Linked DNA regions of Homo sapiens: region 2 is linked to region 1. Evidence: chromatin loops called from intact Hi-C (ENCODE). Cell type or tissue: ovary. All regions are shown on one strand.

What was found. Hi-C counts contacts between places; a loop is a spot of excess contacts. Peaks named below come from ENCODE experiments on the same cell type or tissue, not always from the same donor. Only the 100,000 strongest peaks of a DNase experiment are listed, where the experiment ranks them.
Region 2: it touches region 1 in a loop (2.6-fold over the local background); 14 of 110 quality-filtered maps call a loop at or near these places.

The regions. Positions count from the first base shown.
Region 1 is chr1:245,048,063-245,056,062 of GRCh38, forward strand. All of the region lies in intron 3 of DRC8 (dynein regulatory complex subunit 8), which reads left to right. Among named protein-coding and RNA genes, the nearest start is that of EFCAB2-AS1, 81 kb to the left of the region's middle. RefSeq lists an enhancer at 4,013-4,514. In ovary, no CTCF peak of the experiment used is centred here; DNase peaks (open chromatin) are centred at 3,509 and 6,223.
Region 2 is chr1:244,780,533-244,788,532 of GRCh38, forward strand. The region is part of intron 1 of LOC107985372 (a long non-coding RNA gene); the gene reads right to left. Among named protein-coding and RNA genes, the nearest start is that of COX20, 51 kb to the right of the region's middle. In ovary, no CTCF peak of the experiment used is centred here; no DNase peak of the experiment used is centred here.

The sequences.
Region 1 (8,000 bases):
CACATGGAGGAGGCTGAGGAGGAGGAGGAGGAGGAAGAGGGGTTGGTCTTGTTTCGAGTGGCAGAGGCAGGAGAAAATCCACATCTAAGTGGGCTTGTGTTGTTCACACCATGTTGTTGAAGGGTCCACTGTGCCTTTCTTTTACCTGCAAGGAATGGTAGGCTGATACACAGCCTCATCTCAACTTTTACTTCAGGAAACAATATTTTAGGTCTATCCAGGGTCTCCAAGTTTCTGAAGTACTGAGTGAAAATGTTGTAACTAATATATTTTGTTATGAAACTGAGGATTAAGACATCCTTCATAACCAGCTTCTGAAGCCAAAGTGATACAGATAGTATAACACCAGAGTAAATTGTTGTATAAGTAGTTTATGTATATGAGGCAGGGTTTCTGTTATCCTTTGTTATTACTGTGGTTTTGATGGATGAGAGTGAAATGTGCTTATCTTGTTTTTTTTTTAAATAAAATCTTTTTATTTAAAAAATTTCAAACTTCTAAACGGTAAGAGTGTTGCCCTGAACTCCTGCACACTTTTACTTAGATTCGCCAATCCCTCATGATCTGCCACATTTGTTTTTGCCTCCTCTTTCTCCTTCTCCCTCTCTCCCCCGTTTCTCTCTATATATGCACAAACACACATACCTATTTATACATTTTATTATTATTGTTATTTTCATCATCACCATTTTGCTAGACTATTTGAGAGTAAACTGTAAACATTGTAACCTTTCCCTGAAATGCTTCACTGTGGATCTTCTTTCTTTCTTTCTTTCTTTTTGGAGAAAGGTGTCTTGCTATATTGTCCAGGTGGGAAATGGACATGAACTCCTGGGCTCAAGTGGTCCTCCCACCCCAGTTTCCCAAGTAGCTGGGACTATAGGTGTGCACCGCTGGGGTCTTCCTTTCTTTCTTTTTCTTTTCTTTTTTTTTTTTTTTTTGAGACAGAGTCCCACTCCATCACCCAGATGGGAGTGCAGTAGCTCGATCTCGACTCACGCAACCTCCACCTCCCAGGTTCAAGTGATTCTCATGCCTCAGCCTCTCGAGTAGCTGGACTTACAGGTGTGTACCACTACAGCTGGCTAATTTTTGTATTTCTAGTAGAGACAAAGTTTTGCCATGTGGGCCAGGCTGGTCTCCAACTCCTGGCCTCAAGTGATCCACCCACCTCGGCCTCCCAGAGTGCTGGGATTACAGGCATGAGCCACCGTGCCCAGCCTCAGTGTAGGTCTTCTAAGACAAGAACATTCTCTTACATAAGCCACAGTGTCTGTGTGTGCTCTTAAAAATAACCTTAGAGTCAGATCACTTGGGTTAAGGTGTCATTTGGCTCATTCCTCTGCTTCTTGCAGGTGCATTTCTAAACAGTACAAAACTGATATTTTCTGGGAGTGATAGACCGAAATTCTTATGGGGGCCAGCCTGTGATATAAAAGTGAGAATCTGACAGAGTTCATACTGTACTCATGACATGTATGTATGCCCCACCTAAACAAATAAACACGCCAATCCTAGACTAAAAAAAAACTGTAATAAGAAAAAATCATCAACAACAACAACAACAAAAATACCCGATGGCCAAATTTGTCACTTGGGTCAACAATTTGCGGCCCTGGATCTACGGTCAAAGCTCCCGTGGGGTGGAATATCCACAGCTTTCTTTGGAAGCACTGTGGTATAGTTCAGAAGTTCTCCTTTAAGTCCAAGTGCTTGACTGAGATTTGTGAGAGGCAGCAGTCGCAGTGGCAGGTAGCATGAGAGCTAGGCTGTGTGTGTGAATCCCGTTTCCACCATTTGCTACCGGTGTGATCTTGGGAAAATGTCTTAACCTTTCTGTGGTTCACTTTTCCTCATCTGTAAAATAGTACCTTTCACACAAAGCTGTCATGAGGAAGAAGTGAGGAAGAATATTTAAAGCACCTTACACCAGAGTCTGGCACGCGTAATAAGTCACTGTAGAACTGGATTCTGCGAAGACGAACCTGATGGCTAGAGGCCATCACATCCATGCAGATCATGATCCTGGTATAAGGGGAGAGGGATGTGAGGACTGTTCCTCCTGGAAGACCTAGAGAAGATGTTCATTCTTGAGCCAGAAAGCTACTTAATCTACTTTTCTCCCATTGGGAGTGACTTTCTTTTGTTCTTATCCCCGTTGTCTTTTTTTTCTTTTTTCTTTTCCCTTTTTTTATTAGACGGATTTTCGCTCTTGTTAGTAGAGATGGGGTTTCACCATGCTGGCCAGGCTGGTCTCGAACTCCTGACCTCAGGTGATCTGCCCACCTTGGCTTCCCAAACTCCTGGGATAACAGGCGTGACCCACCGCGCCCAGCCCTCATCCCCGTTTTCTACTCATCCTTCTTGTCAGACTTCTCCCCAGCTCTCTCCTATATTTCCCTAGTGCTGAGGGGGTCACTGCTTGAATATTAACTCTACGTGATCCCTGACAAGTTATTTAATGTCTTTGAGCTTTAGTTTTCTATCTGTAAAGTGGGGACAATAATAGTACCTACCTCCTAGTTGTTGTGAGGGTTCAGTGAGTTAATGTAGGGATTACTGTGTCAGGACAGTCCCTGGCACACAGTAAGTGCTGTGGAACTCTCAGCTATTGGGTAGGATGTGCATCATTCTCTTTAATAGCCATATTCCTCCACGGTGTACTCTATACTTGTGATCTCAATTTTCTTTTTGCTGGCTCTTTTTTGGAGTTTTTTCTTCCTCTTTTTCTCCTCTGCAAGTGCTCTTATTGAGGTCAGTCCTCTTCTTTTTGTCCAGATCTAAGATTCTGCTTATTCTCTTAGCCTTCTGAAATATTTTATTTTTTTACTTTGAGACAGGGTTTCACTCTGTTGCCTAGGCTGGAGTGCAGTGCCACGATCTCGGTTCACTGCAGCCTCAACCTCCTGGGCTCAAGCAATCCTCCCCCAAGTAGCTGGGACTACAGGCATGCGCCACCATACCCCAATAATTTTTAAAAAATTTTTGGTAGAGATGGGGACTTGCCATGTTGTCCAGGCCACCTTCTGTAATACTTTAAACTGTAGCAACCTGGCCAGGCTCATGCCTGTAATCCCACTACTTTGGGAGGCTGAGGTAGGAGGATTGCTTGATCCCAGGAGTTCAAGACCAGCCTGGGCAACATAGCAAGACTCTGTCTCTATTAAGAAAAAAAAAAAATCAGCTGGGCATGATGGTGTGTACTTGTAGTCTCAGTTGCTCGGAAGGCTGAAGCAGGAGAATCGCTTGAGCCCAGGAGTTTGAGTATGTAGTGAGTGTGATCGTGCCACTTCTCCAGCCTGGGTAACAGAGCAGACCCCATCTCCTCAATCCCCCCCACCCAAAAGGAAGACAAAACCATCGATATTATTTTGCAGCCAGAAGCTTGGGGGTAGGGGACAGTAAGGAGGTTATTGGAGAAAGGGAAGTGGAGATGAGGAGGGAAGGGAGGGAGTGGGAGGGAGACACTGGCTGATTGGCTGAGCAGTGGAGAGCTACCGATGGCAGGATTCTGCAGCGCGGTGAGGCATGGGGTGGATGTTGCGAAATGAAGCTGGCGGTTACAAGATAAGCCATTTAGAAGAAGTGTTGTGATTAGTGAAAGGAAGCCGGGAAATAGAATAGAGTGGCGAAGCACCTATCAAGTTTTTTCAAGATAAGGAAGATACCTGAATATTTTAAGGCAAAAGAGGAAACAGCTAATAAAGAAAATAATGAAGATGCTGAGAGGGAGAGGTAATTGTGTGAAGAACAAGAGCTGAGTGTGGAAACGAAAAACTAAGAGGGAGATTTGCTTCTTTGAGGAGGAGCACTTTTTATTTCTCCAAGGCTACGAGCACGAGGCAAGAGCTATAGGACATTCCTCTAAAGTGGTACAAAGTCAGCGACTGTAAAGGTGACGTGAGGATTAATAATAGCACCCAGTGATCGTGCAGTTCACATCTGTTGAGTGCAGTGGGTGATAAGGACGTTTTCTGAGATGAAGGGAGGGAAGTGGGTGATAAGGACGTTTTCTGAGATGAAGGGAGGGAGTACTTTGGAGCTTGAGGCAAGAGATGCTGCAGAATAGCTGTTTTGAGGGAGTTTGCCAGGAAGTCAACAGACGACTGAGCGGATTGTTAGGCAACACCCAGGACAGATTTGATGTTGGATGGGGGTGAATTTGTCATAGGCCACGCTTTTTTATTTTATTATTTATTGCAGCAGTGCTTTGCAGGAACAAAGAAAGTGAAAATTGAGATGTTCAGGATTATGGACTAACAGCAGGCAGGATGGAGGGTGAAGGGCCCAGAGTTCAGGGTGGTGACAGTGGCCATTTTGAGTGGCTGAGTGTAGAGGACTGAGCAGCCGTGTGTAGATTAACTGCCAAGCACAGCTGCGTGAGTGAGCCTAGGCCAAGCTAGCGGAGGAACCACGCAGCCAACCCGCAGGATGGCGGAAAAGAATAAGCCGTGGTTGATTCCATCACTCTGTGGCGGGCAGCTTGTTACACAGCAGTAGAAGATGCATGCCATGCCTTGTGTTGACTGCGCACAGCAGGGAGCCTGAGGCAAGGGAGCCTGGCACAGAAGCAGAGGTCAGTCGGCTGGAGAAGCTGGGCAGGTGGAGAAGAATAGAGGGGGCCTCTGGGGAGCACCCAGAAATACCCAGCAGCTCTGGAGAAGTGCAGGTTTTAGAATGTGAGAGTGAGAAGGAGGCTTGCCATCTTGAGAGATACACACCTGGTGGCAAGTTGTGGTGACGGTAAGTGCTGGAGGGAGCGCAGCCACAGCTCAGACTGTCTCTTTTCTTCCGTGCCATTCACTCTCAGCAGAGGACCTTGCCTTGTACTACACAGAGGACAGAGAAGTCTTTTTATGTGAGTTTCTTCATCATCCCATTTCCAAAGACAAACTAGGGATACAGATATGAATTGTATGATAAAACTTGAGATAACAGATAAGTCACATTACTTTTCTAAGTCTGATTAAATCTTGTGCCCCTACTTGTCAAGACCAATAAAAAGTTAGTAGTTTTCGTGGCTTCTTTTTGGCTCTTATATTGTACAGTAAGTCTTCTCTTAACCTTTCAATCAGTTGTTGGAAACTGCGACTTTAAATGAAATGATGTACAGCAAGTCTTTGAATAATGTTGTTACAAAGTTGATGAGAAAAAAAAATGGTTTTGTTATATGTCCTTTTGCTTACGGTTGTAGTTTCCAAGAACCCATCAATGATACTCAGAGAAGACTTGCTGTTCTGGGACTCCAAGGCTTAGTGCAGTCTCTGGGGGAAACTGGAGAGAGGAAAAGCATTGTGCTCATGAGCTGTCTAGGCCTGAGACAGGGACAGCATCCGTGTCGTCTGCACCAGGCTCAGCCACAGGGAGCCTTAGCACAGCTTCCAGGGCCCCAGAGCTCAATGGAGAGATTAGCTTTCCATAAGAGGAAGGAACCTCATCCAGTGCAGTAGAGGAAAAGAGAAGAACATAGGTGAGATATAGGTGGGCTAGTGGAGCAGTTTGTAGGTGTACAGGGAGAGTTCTTGAGGAAGCCGTGGTATTGTTCTTCAGGCCACTGTGGCCTCATCAGCAAAAGAATCTTTGCCTTTTTTTCTTATATCATCAGGCCTTTGTGATTCGAGACTAGAGAGAAAGAAGTTGCTTAATGCCTGCAAGATGTCAATCACGTGGGCTTTGTTTTCTGGGGTCTACCCGGGCAGGTGAGACCATAGCAGATTCGCTCAGCAGAGAAGAGGATGGTGATGGGTTCCTCAAGGGGATGTGAAAGAGGGAGAGGGAAATTTCCTATGATAGGGAAGAACTTGCCATTCTCTCACATGTAGCACCTTGCAGGCGGCAGGACCTAGGATGGGGGTGGCTGGAAGAACACTGAGCGCTAAGTGCCTGGCCAAGGCCCTCCCACCCTCTCAGGAAACCCACCCACCCAGTGAACAACGCCCGCATCAGCCTTCTTTGCACGGGCTCTTTCCCAGTAGCATTAAAATATGCTCACATCATTCAGGTCTTCAGTATCAAAAAAGAAAAAACATCCTCTTTAACACCATGTTCCTCTCCAGACACCCCTTCCCTCCCCTTTACTTCTGTTTGTTTTTTGGGGTTTTTGTTTGTTTGTTTTTTGATGTGGGGGTCTGTGTATGTTGCCCACGCTGGAGTGCCAAGTCAGTGTCTGTTCACATCACGATCTCTGCTCACTGCAACCTTCGCCCCCACTTCCTCTGGGCTCAAGTGATCCTCACGCCTCAGCCTCATGAGTAGCTGGGACTACCGGCATCTGTCACCATGCCTGACTTCTCCCTTTCACTTCTTAGATCCTCCTTGACCCACTGCAATCTAATTTCTCCTCCACCTTCAACGGAGAGTGCCCTTGTCAAAATCATAGCTGATCTCCTTTTTTACTAACTCCAGTGGCTGTTTCTCAGAATTTACCTCCCTCGACCTCTCAGCAGCATCGGAAAGCCAAGGATGACTTTCCATTTTTTTTCTCCTTAGCCTCCACGCCCCGGCCCTCTCCTGGATGTTCACTTCCCTCTCTGGCTGCTCTGCTCCATCTCTCATGCGGGTTCCTCTTTCTTGGATCGTTCCTTGAATGTGGGTACTCCTCAGACCTCTTCCTTCTCTTTCCCAGCCAATACATTCTACGTAGAGGAGCTCTTCTGCTCCTGTGGCTTCATGACCGGATCCACGTCTCCAGCCAGATCCTTCTCCTGCACTTCGCACTCTTATGAGTATCAAGTCTGTGGTTTGATTTTACCCCACTTGTAAGCTAGCAAGTTAGCTTGTTACTGTCTCATGGATGTTGGCACAAGACTTGAGACTCCTGAGTCAGTGACAAAGGACTTCATTCCTCTTGGCACAGCAGGCAACATGAGCATCAGCTTGTGGGTGACAGTTACTCCTGCCCTCACCTTTTCCTGGTGATGGGCCCAGCTGGATGCCTGCACAGGAAATGGGTGGCATCACAGAAAGGGAACAGAGCTTTCAGAACAGAGAATTTCAGGGAACAGAACAGGGGATATCTACTGCTTTTATAGCAAGCAGGAAGCAAGCCTGCTCTTTGGCCTGGAGGGAGACATTATGTCATCTCTCGAGGCTGCTCACTGCGGCATAGCCCTGAGAGATGGTCAGGGTTTTCATGGCATAACCAGCAAGAACAAGCATGTTGGAAATTCAACATGTCCCAGATTGAACTCTTCATTTCCCTTCACCTAAACTTTTTTACTTCCTTTTTAAAAATTTATTTTTATTTATTTTGCACATTTATTGGTATTTCTTTTAGAGACACGATCTCACTCTGTCACCCAGGCTGGAGTACAATTGCAGGATCATAGTCCACTGCAGCCTTGAACTCCTCGGCTCAACCGATCCTGCCATCTCTGTCTCCTGAGTAGCTGGGACTACAGGCACGTGCCACCACACTCGACTAATTTTTAAAATTTTTTGTAGACATGGCAGTCTTGCTGTGTTGCCCAGGCTGGTCTTGAAATCCTGGCCTCAAGTGATCCTCCCACCCACAGCCTCCCAGAGTGCTGGGATTACAGATGTGAGCCACCGCGCCTGGCCTGTTTCTCCTTCTATTTTCTGAACTCAGTGATTGATGCAGTCCTCGATATTTGTAACTCATTACCAACTGATAAGAAATTCTTAACTCTTTTGACTTTCCTCTCCCTCATGAAGTCTGATGACTCCTTCGAACTCTCTCTTAGGTTTATTTGCTCTTCTTGCCGCTCGCTGCCTATCCCTGGGTCAGACTGTGCTTCTCTTATGTGTTTAAGACAATTACAGCCTTTTATCATCCAGCTAGAATATTCATTTTATGAAGTTGTAAGTTGTTTTATTACGAAATGTTTTTAGAGACAGGGTCTTGCTGTGCTGCCCAGGTGGAGTGCAGTGGCCATTTACAGGTGTGTAATAGCTCACTGCAGCCTTGAACCCCTGGCCTCCAGCCGTCCTCCTGCCCCAGCCTTCCTAGTAGCTGAGACTAAGTTACTTAATTTAAAATG
Region 2 (8,000 bases), 270 kb before region 1:
CTCACCAGCGCGCCCACCCACCCCCCGTGTCTGTGTCTGAGCACTCAGCCTTCTCCCCGCGGCGTGGGTGAGCTGCCCTGCCCCCACCTGCCCCTCCGTGGGATGGGATCCCAGCCCCTGCGGCCCACTCGCGGACATCTCTCCTGCCGCTCTGTCTTCTCTCTCCTGCACCTCCGCATTTTCCTTCTCGATTGAATTAATCCCATCAGCTCATAAACATACTGTATTTCTCCCATCTTAAGAAGAAAAGAAAAAACAGCTCTCTTCACTTCACTTCCCCCTCCAGCTTCCACTCCACTTCTCTACCTTCTTTCACAACAAAACTCCTTGAAAGAATGGAGGACACTCTTCTTCTCTCTGCCTCTGATTTCTCTCCTCCGGTCCTCACTCGAATTCACCACAGCTGGACTTTTGCCCCCACCATGCCACTAAATCAGTGTTCAGGTCACTGGTGAATTCCATGGTCACCTGTCGGCCCTCTTCTTGCTTGACCCGTTGGTGACATGACATGCAACTGACGCTGTCTCCTCCTTGAACCGCCTTCTTCTCTCGGTTTCCAGGATGCTGCCCACTCCTGGTTCTCCTCCTGCCTTTCTAGACACCGTCTCTCAAGCACTTTTGTTGGTTTTGTTGGTGGTGGTGGTGGTGGTTTTGAGACAAGATCTTGCCTTGTCACCCAGGATGGAGAGCAGTGGCCCAATCAAAGCTCACTGCAGCCTTGACCTCCCAGGCTAAAGTGATCCTCCCACTTCGGCCTCCCGAGTAGCTGGGACCACAGGTGCCCACCACCACACCTGGCTAATTTTTAAATGTTTAATAGAGATGAGGTCTCGATATGTTGCCCAAGCTGGCCTCAAGCCATCCCCCCACCTCAGCCTCCTAAAGTGCTAGGATTACAGGCGTGAGCTGCCGCGCCCGGCCTTGTTGGTTCTTTTTCCTATCCTTGACTAAAGTGCTGGGATTACAAGTGTGAGCCGCCGCGCCTGGCCTTGTTGGTTTTTTTCCTATCCTCCTATCCTTGACTAAAGTGCTGGGATTACAGGCATGAGCCGCCGCGCCCGGCCTTGTTTGTCTTTTTCCTATCCTTGACCTCTAACTGTCAGTGTGCTCCAGGGCTCAATCCTCGGACGTTCTCTTGCATACCTATACTCAATGCTGAGGAAATCTCAGCTTGTCTTATGGCTTTAAATACTGCATATCTGATAGGTGTAGATGGATATGATGGATATAACGATGATTCTCTAATTTTTTTTGGAGATGGAGTCTCACTCTGTCGCCCAAGCTGGAGTGCAGTGGCATGATCTCAGCTCACTGCAACCTCCGCCTCCCAGGTTCAAGTGATTCTCCTGCCTCAGCCTGCCAAGTGGCCCAAGTAGCTGGGATTACAGGCACCTGCCACCATGCCCGGCTAATTTTTGTATTTTTGTAGAGATGGGGTTTCACCATGTTGGCCAGGCTGGTCTCGAACTCCTGACCTCAAGTGATTTGCCTGCCTCGACCTCCCAAAGTGCTGGGATTACAGGCATGAGCCACTGCTCCCAGCCTGATTCTCTAATTTTTATCATCAGGAAGACCCTTTCCCCTGAGCTCCACACCCACCTACCCACTGCCATTAGACGATGGGCATCTCCAGCCTCACAGAGCTCCCAGTTCTCCACTCAGCCAGCCTTTTGGCAGTCTCCCCATTTCAGTTCAAGGCAACTTTATTCTTCTAGTTGCTCAGACCAAAGACATTCCTCAGTTTGCATTCTCTCACCCCACACAGCCAGCTCATTAGGAAGTCTTGTTGGCAATACCTTCAAAATACATCCAAACCCAATTCCTTTCCATCTCCCCCACTGCCACCATCATTCCTCACCTGGGTTACTTCAGTAGTGTCCTAACAGGCCCCACGGCTCTGTCTTCACCCCGTTGCAACCTACTCTCAGCAGTTTTCAGAAAGATCTGATTCAATTCTGTCACTCCCCTCCTTAAAAGCCTTCTCTAAATGCATTTTCAGTTAGAGAAAAGCTGTAGACCTTAGCGTGGGCCTGCAGCCCCTAGCTGACTCTGCCTCTTATCTCTCCGCGCTCTTCCCTGCTGACCCCCATCCCCTGTGCTGCAGCCACACTGACCCCCTTGAGCACACGCCAGGCTTTAGGGCTGGTCCTTTCCACTCTGTCTGCCTGGGCTGCTCTGACCCCAGACAGGCTGCTCTAAAAAGGCTCACCCTTCTCCAGCTTTTCCTACTCACCCTGCCTGCTATTTTTTTCTCCTTAGCACTACTGCCATCAAACATACTATATGTGGCTGGGTGCAATGGCTCACACTTGTAATCCTAGCACTTTGGGAGGCCAAGACACAGATCACTTCAGGTCAGGAGTTCAAGACCGGCCTAGCCAACATGGTGAAATCCCGTCTCTACTAAAAATACAAAAATTAGCCAGGCATGGTGGCAGGTGCCTGTAATCCCAACTATTTGGGAGGCTGAGGCAAGAGAATCACTTGAACCTGGGAGGTGGAGGTTGCAGTGAGCCGAGATCATGCCATTGCACTCCAGCCTGGGCAACAGAGCAAGATTTTGCCTCTAAATAAATAAACAAGTAAATAACATATGCTGTACTTACTAACCTTGTTAATTGTCTGTCCCCCCTCTAAAATGCCATTGGGAGTGGGGGTTTTTTCTGTTTGGGTCACTGCCATGTCCCGATGTCCACGGGCGTTCACGGCAGCCACGTGGCGAGTGCTCACAAATGTGTGCAGTTTCGTGGACAGGAAGGTCTAGGCTGAAGCAAGTGGGATGATCCCACAGCCTGACTATCTTAGTAGTCACCCATGAGGATGGTTTTCAGAGCCCTCACCCTCATGTACCGCAGAGAAACGACTGCAGCCTGGCCCCTCTCTGACTTCCCCTCCTTCAAGCCACCGCAGAAACAGCAAGGCCGTGAAGAGCGTAACGAGAGAGCCAGCAGGGCCCGGGCTGACCTCAGCCTCTGACACTTCGGATTTTCATGCTGGGAAAAACATTTCATCTCTCTAAACCTCAGTTTGGTTTTTTTTTTTTTTTTTTTTTTTGAGACCTAGCCCACTCTGTTGTCCAGGCTGGAGCACGGTGGAGTGATCTTGGCTCACTGCAACCTCCACCTCCCGGGTTCAAGCTATTCTCCTGCCTCAGCCTTTCAAGTAGCTGGGATTACAGGCGTGTGCCACCACACCCGGCTAATTTTTGTATTTTTAGTAGAGATGTGGTTTCACCTTGTTGGCGGGGCTGGTCTCAAACTCCTGACCTCAAGTGATCCACCCGCCTCAGCCTTCCAAAGTGCTGGGATTACAGGTGTGAGCCGCCGTGCCTGGCCTAAACCTCAGTTTCTTAACCAGTAAAATGAGAATAATGCTACCTACTTCATAGGACTACTGAAGGGTGAAATGAAACAGTGTGTGTAAAGTACTTAGTACAGTGGCTGACACAGAGCAGGCACTTGGAGAATGGAGATTATTTTTATTAGTAGTAAGAAAAGTTATAGGAAGGTGGGTGTGGGGGCTCACACCTGTAATCCCAGCTGCTCCTAAGGCCGACGTTGGAGGATCGCTTCGGCCCAGGAGTTTGAGACCAGCCTGGACCACATAACTATCCCCCAACTCTGAAAATCGATTAAAAATTAGCTGGAGAGGGTGACACATGCCTGTAGTCCCAGCCACCGGAGAAGCTGAGGCAGGAAAATGGCTTGAGTTCAGGAGTTTGAGGCTGCAGTGAGCTATAATCACCCCAGTGCACTCCAGGCTGGATGACAGAGTAAGACCTCATCTCTTCAAAAAAGGAAAAAAAGAAAAAAGTTACAGCAGCTGTAGGTTCTTGGCTCTTGACTTGGGAAGAATTTCACTGATAATTTTTTTTAAGTTGATATTTTGTATTTTCATTATTTTACCTTTGTTAGTATTATTCACAACAAAGCAGTGTCGAGAACAATGATCACATTTCTCCTCTTCTATAACTTATTGGTTGTCCTGGAGTTTAATTTTTAGGCTTCTCCTTTTCTTTTTTTTTTTTCATTTTTGAAATTGAGATATGTTTAGATTAAACGCAGAGATCTTAAATGTTACAGTTTGACGTGTTTTGAAAAATATGTACATGGCTGAAACTCATATTTCTAAAAAAAAATGAGTGTTTCCAATATACCATTAAGTTCACTGGGGCCCCCTTACAGTCAAATCTTATACACCACAACCCCTCAGATGATCAAGGTTCAGATTTCTTTGAACATAAATTAGTTTTGCCCATTTAGAGATTCATCTAGCTGTGTAAGTCTTCTTTCATTGAGAAAAAGATTTTAAATTCCTCCACATTCGTGGCTATATCAATCGTTGGAAACTTTTAATTATTGCCTAGTATTGTTTTATTATTATACTTGAAGTTCTAGGGTACATGTGCACAACGTGCAGGTTTGTTACATATGTATACATGTGCCATGTTGTTGTGCTGCACCCATTAACTCGTCATTTACATTAGGTATATCTCCTAATGCTATCCCTCCCCCCTCCCCCCACCCCACAACAGGCCCCGGTGTGTGATGTCCCCCTTCATTCACTGATGATTTAAAAACAGCTTGTTTATGATTGCAAGGACCCAAATGGTTGCTCGCTGTCTCCATAGAAGCTGACGGGAAGAAATGTGCTTGAGCTACAACAGGCAGTGGCCAAGTCAACCTACGGAAGTCTTGTCTGATCATAAGAGGTTGAAGCCACAGAAGCAGGCTTATCCAAAGAAGCTGTGACAGCTCATCAGGACAGATCCTTAAAGAGTGGCATACCCTAGGCTGGGTGTGGTGGCTCAGGCCTGTAATCCCAGCACTTTGGGAGGCTGAGGCGGGCAGATCGCCTGAGGTCAGGAGTTCAAGACCAGCCAGGCCAGCCGTCTCTACTAAAAATACAAAAATTAGCCGAGCATGGTGGCGCATGCCTGTAATCCCAGCTACTTGGGAGGCTGAGGCAGGAGAATCGCTGGAACCCAGGAGGTGGAGGTTGCAGTGAGCCAAGATCATGCCACTGCACTCCAGCCTGGATGACAGAGCGAGACTCTGTCTCAAAAAAAAAAAAAAGACTGGTGTATCCTGGTGTGTCTAGTCATAGAGTCCCTGCAGCTTTCTGGGTGAGAAGTCTGTGATGGAAACAGCATGGAAGCCTCAAACTCCATGGATAAATGGGGCAGCTGACCAGACAGCTGTGAACTAACAGGTCTACACTGCAAATGCAAAATATTGCAGGCCCCATACTCCACTTGTTAATACTCCTCTCTGCCCTTTAAATATATATATATATTTGAAGTCTTCCGCTTCTCAGCTTGCTTCCATCCCCCTCCTCAGTGCTTGTTGATGGGATTCAAGCACTCACCCCTGAAAACTGCAGGCCCTGCTCTTCTGATGCCTGGTGAAAGAATCTTAAAGATGAGAAGGAGGGACGTACGCTCTCTTTTCCTGAAGCTAGAAAAAGTAGATGCTCTTCTGCATCATCAACCACCTGTCTTAGTTTGCTTTCTGTTGCGGTGACAGAATACCACAGACTGGGTAATTTACAAAAGAAAAACAGAGGCCGGGTGCTGTGGCTCATGCCTGGAATCCCAGCACTTTGGGAGGGCAAGGTGGGAGGATCGCTTGAGCTCAGGAGTTTGAGACTAACCTGGGCAACATGAAAAACCCCCTCTCTACAAAAAATACAAAAACTAGCCGGGCCTGTGGCTGTCAGCCCTGGCTGGATATTAGAATCACCTGGTGGTGATGAGTTAGCTCAGTAATTAGTGAGTAAAGTCACCTAGGAAGTTTGGTCTGGGCTCAGCATGGATAGAATTCAATGAGAATTTCTGGGGATGGGGCCCAGGCACCAGTGTTTTAGTAAAGATGCCCAGATGATTCCAATGTACCACTAAGGCCGAGAACCACTGGAATAGCCCGGATTATTCTAATGTACCACTAAGGCCGAGAACCACTGGTATAGCCCAGATGATTCCAATGTACCACTAAGGCCGAGAACCACTGGTATAGCCCAACTAACATATATCCAAGTTATTGCTGCAGAGTTTTACTGCTTCATTTCTCAGGAAAACCCTGACAGATGAAAGAAGGCTTGATTTAGCAAGAAAGAGAGTATTCAGATCAATCCAAATTCTTATGTCATTTATAACTATAATCCCTCTGAATATATTATTTCCACAATCCCCAAAACCTTTTTATTTTTGTAGTTAAATTTTTATTTAATAGGATACAATTTTTAGAAAAAAAAACTCTTATTTTTAAAACACTCCAAATTTTTCTTTGCAAAAAGACCTTTGCCTGGTGGTTAAATTTTTTAAGGGAATTGATACTCTTTCACCTCATTAGCAAAAAAAAAAAAAAGGCTTAAATTTATTTAGATCTCTCAAACTTTTTAAGATGATACCTTTTTTATTGCAACACTGTCCCAAGAGTAGACATGTCTTTGACATGGGAGACCTCTGGTGTCTCTATGTTTTCTATATAGAGCTGTACTGTCTGATACCATAGCCACTAGCCATATGTGATTCTGGAGTCTCACTCTGTCACCCAGGATGAAGTACAGTGGTGCCATCTCAGCTCACTGCAACCCCCACCTACCAGGCTCAAGCGATTCTTCCACCCCAGCCTCCTGAGTAGCTGGGACCACAGACTCAGGCCACCACACCGGGCTGTTTTTGTATTTTTGGTAGAGACGGGGTTTCACCACATTGCCCAGGCTTGTCTTGAACTCCTGAACTCAAGTGATCCTCCTGCCTCAGCCTTCCAAAGTTCTGGGATTATAGGCATGAGCCACCGTGCCCAGCCAATATGGGACTCCTTAAATTTAAATGTCTGGGGGCCAGGCACGGCGGCTCACACCTGTAATCCCAACACTTTGGGGGCCTGAGGCAGGAGGGTCACTTGAGTTTAGGAGTTAAAGACAAGCCTGGGCAACATGGCGAAGCCCCACTTCTGGTAAAAATACAAAAATTAGCCGGACATGGTGGTGCATACCTGTAGTCCCAGCTACTCGGGAGGCTGAGGCAGCAGAATTGCTTGAACCCGGGAGATAGAGGTTGCAGTGACCTGAGATCGATCACGCCACTAAATTCCAGCCTGGGCAACAGAGCAAGACTCCGTCTCAAAAAAAAAAAAAATTAAATGGCTGAGGTGGCAGCTCACACCTGTAATCCCAGCACTTTGGGAGGCCTAGGCAGGAGGATTGCTTGAGCTCAGGAGTTCAAGACCAGCCTATGCAACATAGTGAGACCCCTATCTCCACAAAAAAAATTTTTTTTTAATTAGGTGAGTGTGGTGGTGCACACCTGTGGTCCCAGCTACTCCAGGGGCTGAGGTGAGAGGATCACTTGAGCCCGGGAGACTGAGGCTGCAGTGAGCTGTGATCATGCCACTGCACTCCAGCCTGGGCGACACAGCAGGCCCTGTCTCTAAATAAATGAAGTTTAAATGAAATAAAATTAGAGGCTGGGCGCGGTGGCTCACGCCTGTAATCCCAGCACTTTGGGAGGCCGAGGTGGGTGAAGTGCCTGAGGTCGGGAGTTCGAGACCAGCCTGGCCAGCATGGTGAAACCCCGTCTCTACTAAAAATACTAAGATTAGCCGGGCATGGTGGCAGGCACCTATAATCCCAGCTACTCGGGAAGCTGAGGCAGGAGAATCGCTTGAACCCGGCAGGCAGAGGTTGCAGTGAGCCGAGATTGCACCACTGCACTCCAGCCTGGGTGACAGAGCGAGGCTCTGTCTCAAACCGCTCCCCGCCCACCAAAAAAAAAAGAAATAAAATTTAAAATTCAGTTCTTTCAGAATGAAATGAGCACTTCACATTTCAAGTGCTCAGTAGCCACATATGGCTGGTGACCACCATATTAGACGATGCAGCTACAGAATATTTCCATCATTGCAGAAAGTTTTATTAGCACTGAATTCAAGAGTGACTTTTAATTTATGCAACCGTATATGGTTTTACTCCTGGACTTTAATGGAAAATGGAGGCCC